2 separate regions of the Mus musculus genome follow, and region 1 is linked to region 2. A link is a loop called in an ENCODE intact Hi-C map of the cell type or tissue named here. Cell type or tissue: heart. All regions are shown on one strand.

Region 1 (8,000 bases), 90 kb after region 2:
AAAGAGAATTGAGCAAAAGCATCAGAAGATTAAAAGAGACAGGATGTAGCCATGCAAGGGCAGTGCTGAGAGTGATGAGGCCTTGCTGAAAGGTCTGGAAAAGGTACAGAGAGCTGTGGCCTGATGTAATGAGTTGAGAGGTGGGACTGTGGAAGGAGTAAGACAGGACAATGAGTACTTGGAACAGCTGGGGTCCAAAAGGAACACTAGCCCTGGCTGGAGTGTTGAGGTAATGTGGCAGTGAGGCTCTGAGTCGCGATATAGAGGTCAGGGTAGGACATTAGTGACCTTGCTGGACAGGGATATGGGAATATGTTTGGGGCTGAGTGTAAGGATGGAGAACTGGAATGGCTGAGGAAGGAAGAGAGCTGGGCTGTGAGGTCTGAGGTAGGAAGTAGAGGCACCACTGTGAATCCTGACCCAGGGAGGCAGACATATGGAGTACCAAAGAGAGGTTGTAGCTGGGGTGTGAGGTAGGAGTTGAAGACAGTCCATGAATACTGACCAAGTACACAAGATCCATGTATTGGCAGGAAGGGACCTAGGAAGTTTAAGGGAGTTTTGCTTTGAACCCTGATACAATGAGATCTCTGAGGGAGAGTTGAAGTCTCTACTGGAGGAGCTGGGCAGGCCTGGCAGTTCTGAGGAAGGAGTTGGAAGGAGTTTTCAGGGCTTCCAGATGAAGAAGGGCAAAGTCGATAGTGGTAGATTAGGCAGAAGTGCAGGGCAGAGCTGTGGATCCTGAGATAAGGAGTTTGGAGTGAGGTTGCCGAAGAGGAGCAGACTTGGAATATTTGGAGAGAATCTATGAATGTTGCCAGGGACTGGCGGGAGTGCAGGAGTTAAAGCTGAGATCAAGATATATTGTTTGTGAGAAGGAGAAATAAAAAAAAATAGTTTTAAAACTTGCTACAAGATAAACACTAACATCTAATACTTAAGCATCATGGTTTCTGAGTAATATTTAGGATTCTCTAGGTAATAAGTAGTTGGGTGACACACAGTTTTGGTTGTTGAGGGACTGTCTCCACAGAATAGGAGCAAGGATGGGCCAATGCTTGTTTTCTCCATTTGATTCCCTCTTCATCCCAGACTTAGTGCATTGGGGTTAACTCAGTGACTGCTCCCAGACTTGTCCCATGGGCCCCTGGATGCTGTTCACGTACTGCATGAGATTTGACTGCAATAAAGACATAGGGAAGGAGAAAGGGAGCTAGACACTTCATAAACACTTAACTATTATCAGATTTATTTGTGCAATCCAGAAAACAGCAGGAGTAAAGTGAACCTCAGGCAAATATCATTTCCTGGGACGTTTCCTTTTCCCTAAAGGTCAAAGTTCTCAAGGCTCTGTAGTTCTGTTGGCAGCGCCACAGCATGAGGGATGTGTTTACTGCCATGCCCTTCATGAGGGCAGAGCAGGCTGGAAACAGCACCCAGCTAGTGAGCTGTGCTCTGCAGGAGTGGATCCGAGTCTCCTAGATTGAGATTTGGAGGTGCACACTCTGATGGTCTACTGGCAGAGCCATTCTTCAGTTGTTTTCCAGAGCAGTCATTCTTTCTCCAGTGGGATCAAGTGCTCTGGGATGTCTACCTGGAATATATCCTTTCCCCCTTTCCTAGGTATGGGCTCCAGTAACCACCTGGGGTTTGAAACTTGAGTCAGGTACTTCAGCTGCAGATTGGTTAGCACAGCTTGAGTTTCCAGTTCCACAGCCTCCTCAGCAGTTAAGGTCTCTGGACACTGAAAAGTCTCTCCAATGTCAATAAGTCCTGGGCACAAAGACAGAAATATACAGATGTAGTCTCTTCTATACAACAAGGTTATCTTTATGACTGCAGGGTCAACTGATAGTGTATAATCAAAATGATTGATAGGAAATTGGGATTTTTCTCACTGAACATTGGAAACATGACCAACTGAACTAGGCAATCCTGGGTGAGACGGCCACAGGCTTTGGGAAAAAGAAGAGGGTGGCTTATGCTCCGTGAGTCCTGCATTAAAGAACAGTCAGGTTCTAGCATACTACTAAGGCTGGCATTTACTGAAAGAGAACCAGTCTTATCCAGGAAGCCCACAGTCAATAAGATTCCCAATTAGGTCAGTAGGTGACTAGTCGTATTAGATGTTGATTGGTGTCTTACTCAAGGTTCTTGTGAGAGGCATTACAAGCCAGGCAAGCAGCCTTACTCTATTAATGCTCCACTTTTTCAGTGTCTATGCTGTCATAGACCATGCCTTTTGCACATATTCATGCACACACAGTCTAATGCTACATGAGGCCTAGAGTTAAGACGTAACTGAGTCTGTGGAACCCAGACCTATTCACCTCATTCAAGTGACTTTGGTAGTCCTTAGTGAGTCTTCTTGGAAACTTTAGGACACGCCCTCTAACTAACAGCAAAACAGTGCCACCAATCTATCAAGCAGGATCCTGTTGGAATTGTCTACGTGGTATTTGGTACAGCCTCACTTACCAGCTATCACGCCTCTGCCGTACTTTTCTCCTGCCTGTAGTAAGGTCTGAATCTGTGTCCAGGTCATCCCCAACCTCTCCATGAGCACTTCCTGCCATTCATCATCTTCCCAGTCCTTGTGAGCAATGTGGATGGCAATGGTGTATTTCTGAACGCTGCTCAACAGGGGACGCCAACGTGTCTCAAGAGTCTTGACTCCATTTAAGATTAAACCAGCGTAGGGCTGCCGGAAGGATAGGCAGGGAAACTTCATTTTCCTCAGAGTCTCTGGGCCTAAAGATAGAAACACACCACAGCTGAGCTTTTCAGGCTCACATCCATTGGGCCTTGCCTTCCCCAGATGATTCCCATGTGCCCTGAAACTCCACTGAACTCAATGTGCTTCCTGTCACAGATTAATAATGTCCTGCTCTTAACCTCTGAGCCTAGGAGTGGGAGTGTTCAGGATCAGGTGTGGGGAGGGACAGGAAAGATGATCAGATGTCCATGAGAATGAATGAAAATCTCCAACTGACAGGGGCATGGAGGTGTGTGTGTGAATCTCCAGGATGAAATAGACCTGGGATAAGGGAGACACCCAAGAATCAAAGAGGGCGACCTTAACAGTGACTCACAGCATTGGGGATATGGAACCTGAAGAGGCCACTTCCTGTAGCCAGGCAGGAGCCCCAGTGGAGCAATAGAGACACCAACCCACCCACAAAACTTTCGACCCTAAATTTATCCTGTCTCCAAGAAATGCAGGGATGGGGATGGAACAGAGACTGAGGGAATGGCCAACCAAAACCAGCCCAACTTGAGACCCATCCCATGGGCAAGCACTAATTTGTGACATTATTAATGATATTCTGTTATGCTTGCAGACAGGAGCATGTTGTCCTCTGAGAGGCTCCACCCAGCAGTTGACTCAGAGAGATACAGAGACCCACAGCCAAACAGTGGATGGAACTTGGGGACTCTTATGGAAGAGTTGGGGGAAGGATGTGGACCCTAAAGGAGATAAAAACTCCACAGGAAGACCAATAGAGTCAACTATCCTGGACCTTTGGAGTTCTCAGGGACTGAATTCCTGCCCTGCCCTACCCCAATGACAGACTGTAACCTCTAAACTAACATAAACCTTTTTTTCCAGATCTGATTGTTCTGTGCGCATGTCTGGAAGACTCTGATTCCTGCCAAGGGCTCATGTTCCAACCAGCCCAGAATCCACCCATCTCACAAGAATCCTCAGGATTCCTTGCAATCTGGCTGCCCACGCGAAATATTTGCCCTCTTCTCATTTCACTCACTGCCCTGTAGCTAGAACAACTGAATACTCTTCCTCATGTTTCTGCAGATAAACCTGCTCTGTGGATGAAGAAGCTGCCCTTTTTGGTTTGTTTCTGCTTCTCCACTTACATAAGGAGAAGGTAGATAAAGGAAAAAAAAAAACACCAAGTAAAACTTAGTTTTGTTGGCTACTGGCAGCAGGAAAGGCTCAGCAAGCCTTAGAGATCAACAAGAGTTAGGGCTGTACATCTCACTCACAGCTTGGTTCTGCTATCATGTCAGTGGGAAGGTCCTTTTTTGTCTGGTACAAGAACCGCCTGATGTAGAAAGTTAATTCTGCAACTGGTTGCCATTATTAAGTCAAACATGCAATTTAACAGGAGAAAAATGATGCCACATAGAATGTGATTGCATGGAAATGCTCAGGTCTACCAAATCCCAGTGCCTTCAGTGTCAACTGGTATATTAGACTAGGCATAATAATACCAAAGGCCTCATAGTCTAGAGTGTCAGTGAATTCGTAGCCTAAAAGTAAGGAAGAAACAGTGCCCTGGAGCAGCACATTTGGTTTTCATCCGCCTGCATCCACACTGCATCACTTAGGAGAGACTGTGAAATGCTGGCAAGATGGGGCATGCAAAGACCGGTCTTGGGCTGGCCCAGCAGTTGGCGAAGCTGGAGGCTGGGGTGTCCTCAATGGGGTGGGGGATGGGGGCAAGCTCGAAGGCTCCGACTCAACAGGTTACCTGTGTCCTTTGGGTGCTGTGGGCCTCTCAGCTTTGTCACTTATCACGCGGCAGACTCCAGTTTACACCCAGTCCTTTCTCTCTCTTCCAGCGTTCCCGGAAGTCCGCCAGTACCAAAGACTCCTGAGAGTGGGTGGATAATGTCCGCTCTAAAGAAAGGAAAGCATTTGGCTATAGCCTTAACTTTAACTGGCGTTCTGGGACTTTAACTCTGACTGCTTTAAGAAGAGACCCAGAAACACATCCGTGCCCGAACTTACACAATTTACGTAAGCACGCACACCACGCCCATTTACACGAGTAAACATCCGCAGCCAATTAGAACTACAGGCACTATGCTACCCGGATAGGAAGGTACGGACTTGCGTAATTAAGCAGTAAGCGACATCGAATGCTAGAAGACACCGTTTTCTTAAAGCAATCTTGCAAATAAAGTGGGTCAGGGTCTGTAATAGGCGGTTGGGGAGGGAAAGAAGTGAGAAAAGGAGTGAGTGATTTAGTCGGCGGAGTCTGCAAAAACCCATGAAAGTAGGAGTAGGTTGCACTGCAGCAGGAGGGGCGGGATTGGGGATGTGAGGGAAGAGGCTTGTTGAGGAGGGGCCTAAAATTGGTCCAGGGCCAAAGCTGTTTGAATCCCGAGGTTAGGCATTGGGGTGGGGTGGGGTGGGGCTGTGAGCACCTGATAGAGGTTGGGAATGGGAGTTTGTGCTCTGAAGAATCCTTGGGAACAGTTAGGAATTACGGGTGCTTGGAATCTGGGCCTGTTGTGAGTGCAGACCTGAGTGGGTGGAGCTACTGGGATACTAGGGCGGAGCTTTGGATCCCCACTTAACTCGGTTCAGATCTGCTTAAGGAGAAGGAAGGGCTGTGCAAGCTGAAGTGGTGGACCAGACTGTCAGTACTCAGCAAGGTGGTTAGGGCCTCAAGAGTACCAGCCAGGGCTATGTGTGGTGAGATTTTGTTGACAGAGCTGAGCTTTGGATGCTGGCTTTACTTGCTGGAGGGATACAGGGGAAGGAGGGCGTGCCTGTGAGTGGGAGCCGAATTATACATGATGGACAGTGCTATGCATGCTGAAGTAGAGGTTGAACGTGGTTCAGTGACTGGTGACATATGAAGTAGGAACAGAGCTTTGGATAGTATTTTTGGGGGGGGGTTATACAATAGATTTATTCTTAGCTTTTTGAGAAATGTTCACACTGTTTTTCTGAGTTGCCATACTAGTCTGCAATCCCATTAACAGCAAATATGAGTTATCTTTCTCTACATCCTTATCAGCATTTGTTGTTGCTTATTCTTTTTTTAATATTTTTATTACATATTTTCCTCAATTACATTTCCAATGCTATCCCAAAAGTCCCCCATACCCTCCCCCCCACTTCCCTACCCACCCATTCCCATTTTTTTGGCCCTGGCGTTCCCCTGTACTGGGGCATATACAGTTTGCTTGTCCAATGGGCCTCTCTTTCCAGTGATGGCCGACTAGGCCATCTTTTGATACATATGCAGCTAGAGTCAAGAGCTCCGGGGTACTGGTTAGTTCATAATGTTGTTCCACCTATAGGGTTGCAGATCCCTTTAGCTCCTTGGGTACTTTCTCTAGCTCCTCCATTGGGAGCCCTGTGATCCATCCACTAGCTGACTGTGAGCATCCACTTCTGTGTTTGCTAGGCCCCAACCTAGTCTCACAAGAGACAGCTATATCTGGGTCCTTTTGATAAAATCTTGCTAGTGTATGCAATGGTGTCAGCGTTTGGATGCTGATTATGGGGTGGATCCCTGGATATGGCAGTCTCTAGATGGTCCATCCTTTTGTCTCAGCTCCAAACTTTGTCTCTGTAACTCCTTCCATGGGTGTTTTGTTCCCAATTCTAAGGAGGGGCATAGTGTCCACACTTCAGTCTTCATTCTTCTTGAGTTTCATGTGTTTACCAAATTGTATCTTATATCTTGGGTATCTTAGGTTTTGGGCTAATATCCACTTATCAGTGAGTACATATTGTGTGAGTTCCTTTGTGAATGTGTTACCTCACTCAGGATGATGCCCTCCAGGTCCATCCATTTGGCTAGGAATTTCATAAATTCATTCTTTTTAATAGCTGAGTAGTACTCCATTGTGTAAATGTACCACATTTTCTATATCCATTCCACTATTGAGGGACATCTGAGTTCTTCTCAGCTTCTGGATATTATAGATAAGGCTGCTATGAACATAGTGGAGCATGTGTCCTTATTACCAATTCAAACATCTTCTGGTTATATGCCCAGGTAAGGTCTTGCTGGATCTTCCTATAGTACAATGTCCAATTTTCTGAGGAACCGCCAGACGGATTTCCAGAGTGGTTGTACAAGCCTGCAATCCCACCAACAATGGAGGAGTGTTCCTCTTTCTCCACATCCTCACCAGCATCTGCTGTCACCTGAATTTTTGATCTTAGCCATTCTGACTGGTGTGAGGTGGAATCTCAGGGTTGTTTTGATTTGCATTTCCCTGATGATTAAGGATGTTGAACATTTTTTCAGGTGCTTCTCTGCCATTCGGTATTCCTCAGGTGAGAATTCTTTGTTCAGTTCTGAGCCCCATTTTTTAATGGGGTTATTTGATTTTCTGAAGTCCACCTTCTTGAGTTCTTTATATATGTTGGATATTAGTCCCCTATCTGATTTAGGATAGGTAAAGATCCTTTCCCAATCTGTTGGTGGTCTTTTTGTCTTATTGATGGTGTCTTTTGCCTTGCAGAAGCTTTGGAGTTTCATTAGGTCCCATTTGTCAATTCTTGAGATAGTATTATAATAAAGGCCCAGAAACGCTGAAAGAGGACAGGGCCATTTGAGATATGAGGGTGAGATTGTGGATGAGACTGTTAGTACCGACTTGGGTCTCTAAAGTGCTGGCCAGGACTGTGAATTGTGAATGTGACAGCAGGACTGAGCTTTAAATCCTGATATAATGTGATAGAAGGCCATTGAAGGAATAGGGCACGGCTGTGTATGCTGACAAAAGAGTGGCTTGTGTATGCTGTACAGGTTGAGGGCACTGCTGTGACTAGTGATGTAGGAAGTGAAGGAGGAGGAGTCGGGCCGTTTGTGATGATGTAGGAGCGACACACAGGTAGGGCACTGCTCTCTGGGTTAGTAGTGGTACGTCGTACTGTGTATGTTGATGTCCAATGGTGGGCAGGACTGTGCACACTATGGTTGAAGTGGTGGGCAGTGCTGTGTGTGTGGAGGTAGGAGAGGTAGGTGGTGTTTCGAGCGTTGCCCTGGGCACTTAGGGTTTACAGAGTACTGGGAAAGGGCCATAGGTATTAATTTATGGAAGGGGAGGGATAACTTTGAATACTGACATACTATGACAGAGGATCACTGGAGAGAGAAGAGCAAGACTGTATGCTAAAGTAGGAGTGGCGGGCTTAGCTGTGAGTGCTGACCAAGGTGAGCTGTGTCTCAGGAGTAATGGGGATGGTTGTCAATGGTAAGATATGAAGTGGGGGTGGAACTTTGGAT
Region 2 (8,000 bases):
AGAAACTTCCAATCACAAGTTCTAAAAGAAGCTTCCCTGAGTTGGTTGTTACTTATAGTCTCTGGGAAAAGACATAGGAAAGGTTGCAGATCCCAGCATCCCTTTCACTAGCCTTCCAACTTCTCTAGATCATCAACTTCCCAAACAGAGCTCTGTAGTCTATCAAACTCCTGTCCAGGAGATCTCAGGGCAAGAAAACTCACAGGTTTATGAAAATCACACTAAAGTGAGGAACAATAGATTTTCTTAGGAAAACACAAGTTGCATTTTTCGAGACAGTCTTTTTATACAACTGTTGGTGTCTTAGAACTTGATATGCAGACCAGACTGGCCTAGAACTCACAGAGATCCACCTGCCTCTGCCTCCTGAGTGCTGAGATTAAAGGCATGTGCCACTATACCTGGCCCAACTTGCTTTTTGTAAGTGGACAAAATCCTGGGGTTCGAAGCAATTCTCTAGTTGGTAGCACTTAAGGTTGGACTTTTGGGAACTTAGGGCAAGTCAGTTTTGAGCAGGGGCATCTCTGTGTCACCTGTCTAAAGAATTGTCAATCTCTCCCCTGGGTGCAGGCTGACTATCTTTAATAGGTCCAAGAATACATGCCTGCTGTCGTTTTTGACACTGGATTTAGTGATAAAACTAATGTTTAATTCTATACCCTTTCCACTTTATTAATGAAGCCCAGGGAAGAAGTCCTAGTAGCATGACGATCTGGACTGTAAAGAACCACTTCCTTCCCCTGATCTAGGTCTCCTAATTTAAATGTCATAATGAACTATGATTCTCTCCTCTGGGTCTCTGCTCTTCAGAAGTCCGTCACAGAGACCAGTGTGAATACTGAATACAAGTAGAGCTCATGGCTGGGTATCTAGCACATTTGAGGCACTCAAGGTAATTCCCTCTTTTGAAGATTAAATACAGAACTTTGAGATAGCAATTATTTTGGTATATTCAGTACTTTTCATGGCAACATGACTTATCAAAGAACATGATAATAGTATATTTTTGTCATTGTATTCAGAATAAGAATTTCCACATGGTCATGTCATCCCTAGAGAGAACTGCTAAAATTGCAATAGTGGGCCCATAGAGAAGTGTCTCAGTTACAGAAATACACAAGAGCTCACCATAAGTAGCATTTGGACTCTGAGCAACTTGCCTGGCCACTCTCCATGGAGCTTTTACGAAAACCATATTACATGTTATTCAAGTTGGAGCTGACAAGCAAGCTGTCTTCTTGACGTCTGCTTGGGGTGAAACCTCCAGAAAATAAAATGGTGCTGGCTACTCTGTCCAATGGCAGTTAACTTTTGGGAAGTATTTTAGAACTGGCATGTTCCTGCGCTTGTGCCATGAACTAGGGGCAATGGCTGGCCTGTTTTTATCTCGTGTAGTCTGACTCAGAACTCCACAATCTCTCCACCCACCTCTCTAGGTTCCCACAGATGGTTGCTACCATGCCAACCCGGTGCTTCAAATCCCCCATGGCCTCTGTGGTGCACATCTGGCAAAAACATGCTTTGCCGCCATACCTTTCTCTCTTGAACCCAGACGAGCCAGCACATGAAGGAAAACACAACACAAATTCAGTTCAGAAACAATGGTAACTCAATCTCTGGGTGCAACAACTAAAACCTAATCTTGTAAGCCTTATTAAAATCTACTTCCTCCGGTGGAGAATCCTTGTGGATCCGCCATAATACCAGAAAACTCTAGCAGCTACATCTTTTCCCTCTGCTATCCCCATTCCCAAAAGGACTTAATCCCCTCCTGCTTCCTTGCTTCCTCGCTTCCTCTGTCCAACCTGGAAGTCCCACCTCCTCACCCAGTGATTGGCCCTTTTATTCATTAGGGGATGGGTTCACAAGAAGCCACCTGAGCACGTGAGTGACTCATTCCTCATTCCAGACAGCCTCTCCCGGGAGAGCAAGCAGTATAGAGCCATCCACAACATTCTAGTTTGCTAGAGTGTTAAGTTGCATCTTTGTTCTTCAGCCTTCACTAGCTAGATCCCACAGTGCACATTATGCAAGCTTCTCTGTGCTTTGGCTCTTCTGTACTTTACTATCTATTGGGAGAGTCCGCAGGGCAAGACACTGTGCATCAACTGGAGGATGGTCAGAGAAAGTGGATCAACATTTCTGAGAGAGGGTCATGGTGCTTCAGTAGCTGAATGCTTCATCCAAGTTACTCATCCATAAACCAGCTCATATAATAATATCCATTTCTCAGTGGGTGTTAGGGAACATAATTACCACTTGTGAAATGTTTTCAAGTTTCCAAAAGAAAGATGATACATCACAGCAAAGTATGATTCTCCCAATTGTGATCTTCTTAAGCTCCCCCTGGGGCTCACTAACATAAAATTGCATGAAACTGCTATTGTAACAACCTATGACTCTTACCCGTAATGATTCCAGATTAATGTTTAAGGTTTTGCTGTATTATTCATAAAAACAACAGTTCAAACTGGCTGGAATTGAAAATGGTAAACTAAGTCCTCTGCTATGAGGTTGTTCCACTCTTAGATTTGAAAAGCAAATAGAATCCTTAGAGCATTCTTTAAGAATTTACGGATTTGGCAAAAAGAACAACTAGCAACCTTCTTTGTGCATCTAACATACAATGCTATGCATGATCTCTCTGAATTTTCTTAACCAGATAGAAAAGTATATATATATATTTTTTTCGAGACAGGGTTTCTCTGTGTCGCCCTGGCTGTCCTGGAACTCACTTTGTAGACCAGGCTGGCCTCGAACTCAGAGATCCACCTGCCTCTGCCTCCCGGGTGCTGGGATTAAAGGCGTGCGCCACCACGCCCGGCTGTATATTTTTTTAAAACAAACTCTTTTATAGAGGAGAAAATCTGAGCCTTGAAGATATTAACTTGCCCAATAAGACAAACCTGGCAATTCTAAATAGTATGTCTGGGAGTGGAGGAAGCCAGATCTGAAGCGACCACCAAGTCTAGGCAGGAGTCAAGGAGACTCTGAACTAGATTAGGATGCTTAAGGATGAGTTCCATCTCTCCAGATTAGGCATTCTGACAAATAGACCTGCTGTTAAGGACAGTGGGAACCCAAGATGAGAAGATGGCTGAGAGAGTAGATGACTGGTGCAGGGTAATGTGAGGTTTGGATGGTCAGGAAATCTGTGTAGCTTGGGGCACAGGAAGGAAGTTGATATGCAGGCTGGATTTACTGGAAACTCTGGTAGGCATAGGCCAAGATTCAGTCAATTTGGGGGGAAACCTTCAATTTCTGGTATGGGTCTGGGTGACAGGTGGCCAAGGTGACAGGTGTCTGTGATGATCTCACTGAGGTACTCCCGTTTGGCGTTCTCCCTCCTTATGACATCCACCCAGTCAGTGTTCCCCTCCCCGGACGTTCCCCTCTTCTTTTTGTAGAGATTCTGTCCCAGAGGCAGGCAGGCTGGTACCCCGGAGCAAAAAGATCCACTATCAATGTAACCTCCTGCTTCTGACGAGCTGGGGCGGAGGGGGTGTGGGGGTGGGGGAAGCAGGGAGCGGGTCTCAGAGCGCATGCGCATCCTAGCTACGGAAGCCGGAAGGAGTGTGGGAGACAGTTGGTTGCTCTGGTTTCTCCTGGCGGCGGCGTTAGCGACGAAGCTGCCTTTGGCAGCATGAACCCGCTGTGAGGCGCAGGCTTCGCGGCGCGGGGGGCGGGGGGAAGAGGAGGACGCCTCGGCGAAGTTCTCCGCCATGAACCTGAGGGGCCTCTTTCAGGACTTCAACCCGAGGTGAGGCGGTTATCCCGGCGACGCCAGGTTGGGGCTTGGGTTCGGGTAGCGGCTGGGAGCGGCGCGGCGGCCAAGGCACTGCAGTCTGAGCACCCAGGCACCAGCCTGAGGCTCCTTATGGCTGCCAGCTGCTCTCGGGAAAGCTGTGTTGGCCTCAGAGTCTGTCCATCCGCTTCTTCCTCCGCAACTGGTACCAACCCGCCGTGGCCCAAGTTGTCGAGGTTGGAGAAGTGTCCTCCCAGAGGGAAGCCCATTGATCTCCACTCGTCCTTTTTCATTGGTATTTCAACTTCTCTGTCTCGATTTATTTTTTCTTATTTTTCTTCTCACCGCTCCGCCTGCCCCCGTTTTCTATGCCAGGGCCATCTCACTTGACCCTGACACCCCCAGCCACCTTCGCACATGTTTCCTCTAGTTTCAGCATTTGGGATTTTCCTTGGATTTATGCCTGTCTGCCGTTCTTCGCTTATTTGTCAAACTGATGTCTGAGATACTGAAATTTTAGAGTCGTTGCCAGGGTATGGTAAATCTTACATAATGCCTTTGGGGGTGAACCTGATCGCCTCCAACGCATTTTCTTAGCCTTCTCTATGTAAGTTTATTCGCAGGAAGTAGATATTGCCCTGCTTATTTTCCAGACTTGAAATACCTAGTGGGCAGTGTGGAGAAAACACTGGCTAAAGTATATAAATCTCGGTCCTTGCACTTGTCAAACTGTTGTAAAAGTGTTCCCTCTGCGGCCTGTGAGCTCCCAAAGCAGAAACCACTTCCTGGTTGTTCCCTTGCACATCACCTCCCACCCATCTGTCATATAGTAGACACTTATAAAACGTCTTTGGAACTAAACTGAGTCAAGACTGAGGTTGGGCAGTCAAGTGATTCTCTACTTTAGTAAGCTGCAAGAGGAGTTCATTTCACTGATATTTTTCAAGTCCATTACTATTTAAAAGGAATATCTGCTCATTTTATTTCTAAGTGGTAAGACACGCACTCAAGTAAGCTAGCCTTCCTCCGTACGTGAGGTCCTAGGCTAGGCGCTTGCAATGCTTGGCCGTCCTAGCCTGGAAGCAATGGGAATATGAACAGATAAGTAGCTGTATTGTGCACTCCTGAGGATGCCACTTTCTTGGCTGTTTGTTGGAGACAAAGGAACTGGGGAGAGAAGAGGGGACTATTTAGAGTGCAGTCTCCTTAAGAATGGTAAAATTTTAAAATTTAAAGCCTCCTCTGGCCTGGGTGCTCTTACTGTCTTTGTGTTTATAGTCTGGCCTTGTTCCGTGGTCATCATCAATGGCATTGAGCCTTCTTAACGGAGAGGAGTTCATTTAGAGGAACTACCACAGAGCCAACCATAGCTTTTCTTCTACTGCTCCTGGATTAGGGTTTGTCTATAGGACAACTGTGTTGGTACTGAAGCTGGACAGGTCTTGTGTATTTTCATTGTTTGGAGAGAGTGACAAGAAACAGAAATAGAGGCTGAATTTTTTGTGTTCTTGGGTAACTCACTTATCTGTTTCATCTGTAGAATGAGTATAATTGCTCACAAGGCTATTGAACCTGAATTAATGGCTGATTGCACAATGTGTTACAAATAGAAATCGTTTATTATGGGACAGATAGTCCAGAAGCTGCAAGGTGATCTCCCAGTTATCTAAGAGTTGTGAAAGCAAAAATAGTGGTCCTCTGATAACACCCTTAGCCAGTTTTTCCTTTACTTTTTTTCCCTTCCAAATACTAAAGTCTAAAATTTATAATGAGATACTTCGAAGAGATTTATAATGATCATCAACACATTTATTTGTGCTTAAATTCTAAGTGGAATAAAATGCATCTTTCCCTGAAAAAATTAAAAGTCTTTTGTACCCCACCATTGTCCTGGTTCAATGTCATTAGTGGGAAGGAAGAGTGTTACCTTCTAGATGTTCCAGGGATACAATGGCCAGGTGATATTAAGAAGTAGATTTTTCTTAGCTGGCGATGTTTCATAAACTGTGGATGATCTAGTTTATAACACTGTATCTTAATCTTGCACCATGCTGACGAAAGCCTTTCAGACATCTGGAGAGCAAACTTGGGGGGGGGTGTTGACAGGAAAGCACCCTGTGCTAAGACCTCAGATCTGTGCTTTTGTCTAATTATCTGTTTCTAATTCTGAACCAGTTCACACATGGCCCTCTTACTTCAGGACTTTATCATGCTCTGCTCATTTAATAGGACAGCTCCTTCTCTCCTTGATTCAGGTCCCATTTATCATTGAAATATCTGTTCATTTGGTAGTTGCTGAAGTAAGTTGTTCTGGCTTCCTCAACCTGGTCCATTCCTCCCTGCATGTACAATCTCTGTAGAATATCATAGTCTTCTTTAGAGGCCTTATCTGTGCTCTTGCTCTTTTTCTCTGTTTATTTAATTGATATTTCTCTCTCCTACTGAAATTCAAACCATGTGAGGCTAAACCCATAGCTTTTATTGTCAAAATTTATATCCATGAGATAATGGCTGGCACAGTATTAGTGAAATGAATGATAACTCACCCTAGCCTGTAAGAACCGTCTAGAGCTCCTTCTTGTCAATGACTGCTTTCTTGCTGGTGTATGAACTATTTATTTTCCCTCTCTCTTCCTGTGCCCCTTCAGAGTGTAACTGTTGTATTGACAAGCTGGGAAAGACCTTAACAGTACGCACAGGGCAATGTGCTTTCTTGACTCTGGGGACCATTACAGCAACAGCCATTGGTATTGTCTGCTGGCTCCCACACCATGCACTGTGACTCCAGGCCTCCTCTCATACCTTGCAAATCTTAGTCACTGAGAATTCACTGCAGTTTGTCAGTTTTCTAGAAATAGTAGTGACACAGAATGATTGAAAAGTGTTTAGCACCCAGCTGTGAAGGGCTGATAGCTGACCCTATACCTATTTCCATCTACCACAGATCTGGTTGATCACGAACTTCTTTTCAGAATTGCCTTTTAGTTACAAAGTTAAACTTATTAAAACATACTGTGTCTACCAAGAATCCTTCTTGACTGCCTGAAGCCTCTAATAGCTTGATTGACTAAACAGACTATTAGAATTGACTAAACAGAATTGGAAAACTGATTCCAGAATGTCCCTAGGAGGTGGAGATCTCCTCCACCTTTAATACACGGCTTTAATAGGCAACCTGACTATATCACAAGGCCTTGGATAAAGTTGTTATTTGTTAGAGAAGGCCCTTCAGCCGTTGGTAGCCATACTGCATTGGAAGACTGTGAGAACTCTGTTTAGTCTACCAGCTCATTAGCAGTGGACTCCTGATGGGAGGGTGGTCCATCTCTTGGGTATTCTAGACTGGAACAATGAGTAAGAAATGCCTTACTGGGCTTGTGTATGTGGACATGTAATACTAATGAAGTAAATTATGTTTGCAGAGTTCCTGTATGCTCCATCTTAAGCCATTCTTTAGTCTTTGTAAGCTGTGTTTTATTTTAATTTTTTGGGGAAATACTAATCTGATTGCTGGTAACCTTTCACTAAAGGCCTCTGCAGGCACCAGGTACATATGTGGTATATAGACATACAGGCAAAATACCCATTCATATAAAATAAAGTAAAAAATCCTGAAAATAATTATTTAAAAAGAAGGATGGGTATGTACTGCAGAAAATGTGTGTAGTGTTTTAAAGATAAATGATGTTGAGCTTAGGGTATAGTTCAGTGCTATGGCACTTGTACAGGGCATTAGGTTTGAGTCTCCAGCAGAGTAAAAATGACATCGTGTTGATTACTCCAAGTACTCCTTAAAGATTGTATTTTTCAAAGCAGGCCACTGATCTGTCAGTATGAGTGTAGTGTCAGTATTGATAATGAATTACTGTGTGATTGATTGTACATCTGTTGTTGGGAAATATAGAGCTACTGGTTGTCAGAATATTGTCTTGACTTTTACTGATTAATTGTTGTTAATGGCTATGGCTTATTTGCATTCACCATGTGTCAACCCTCACTTGGCAGTTTGGTTTTCAGTATCCTTACTCTTAACAATAGCCCTACAAATAAGATTGCAGCCACATTTTATTTTATTTTCTAATTTAAACACATTTTAATTTATTGATTGTGGAGATACATATGACACACTGTGCTTATGGAGGTCAGAAAACAGCTTTCAGGAGTCAGTTCTCTTCTTCCTGCATGTGGGTCCTCAAGTTATCCATTAGGCCAGTGGCAAGCGCCTCTAGCTACTGACCCATCTCTCTGGCCTCAG

What was found. Hi-C counts contacts between places; a loop is a spot of excess contacts. Peaks named below come from ENCODE experiments on the same cell type or tissue, not always from the same donor. Only the 100,000 strongest peaks of a DNase experiment are listed, where the experiment ranks them.
Region 1: it touches region 2 in a loop (3-fold over the local background); 21 of 42 quality-filtered maps call a loop at or near these places.

What each region holds. Positions count from the first base shown.
Region 1 is chrX:70,382,645-70,390,644 of GRCm38, reverse strand. It overlaps Eola1 (endothelium and lymphocyte associated ASCH domain 1), which reads right to left and starts at 4,732. Exons shown (of 3, transcript NM_026787.2): 1 at 4,494-4,732; 2 at 2,479-2,751; 3 at 1,229-1,773. The coding sequence starts at 2,731. The coding sequence ends at 1,553. It also overlaps a transcript of Ids not described here. In heart, no CTCF peak of the experiment used is centred here; DNase peaks (open chromatin) are centred at 4,814 and 5,004; H3K4me3 peaks cover 1,649 bases; H3K27ac peaks cover 1,335 bases.
Region 2 is chrX:70,472,738-70,480,737 of GRCm38, reverse strand. Tmem185a (transmembrane protein 185A) reads left to right here and starts at 3,558. Exons shown (of 7, transcript NM_001357750.1): 1 at 3,558-3,760. The coding sequence starts at 3,723. In heart, a CTCF peak has its summit at 3,619; a DNase peak (open chromatin) is centred at 3,567; H3K4me3 peaks cover 2,142 bases; H3K27ac peaks cover 1,177 bases.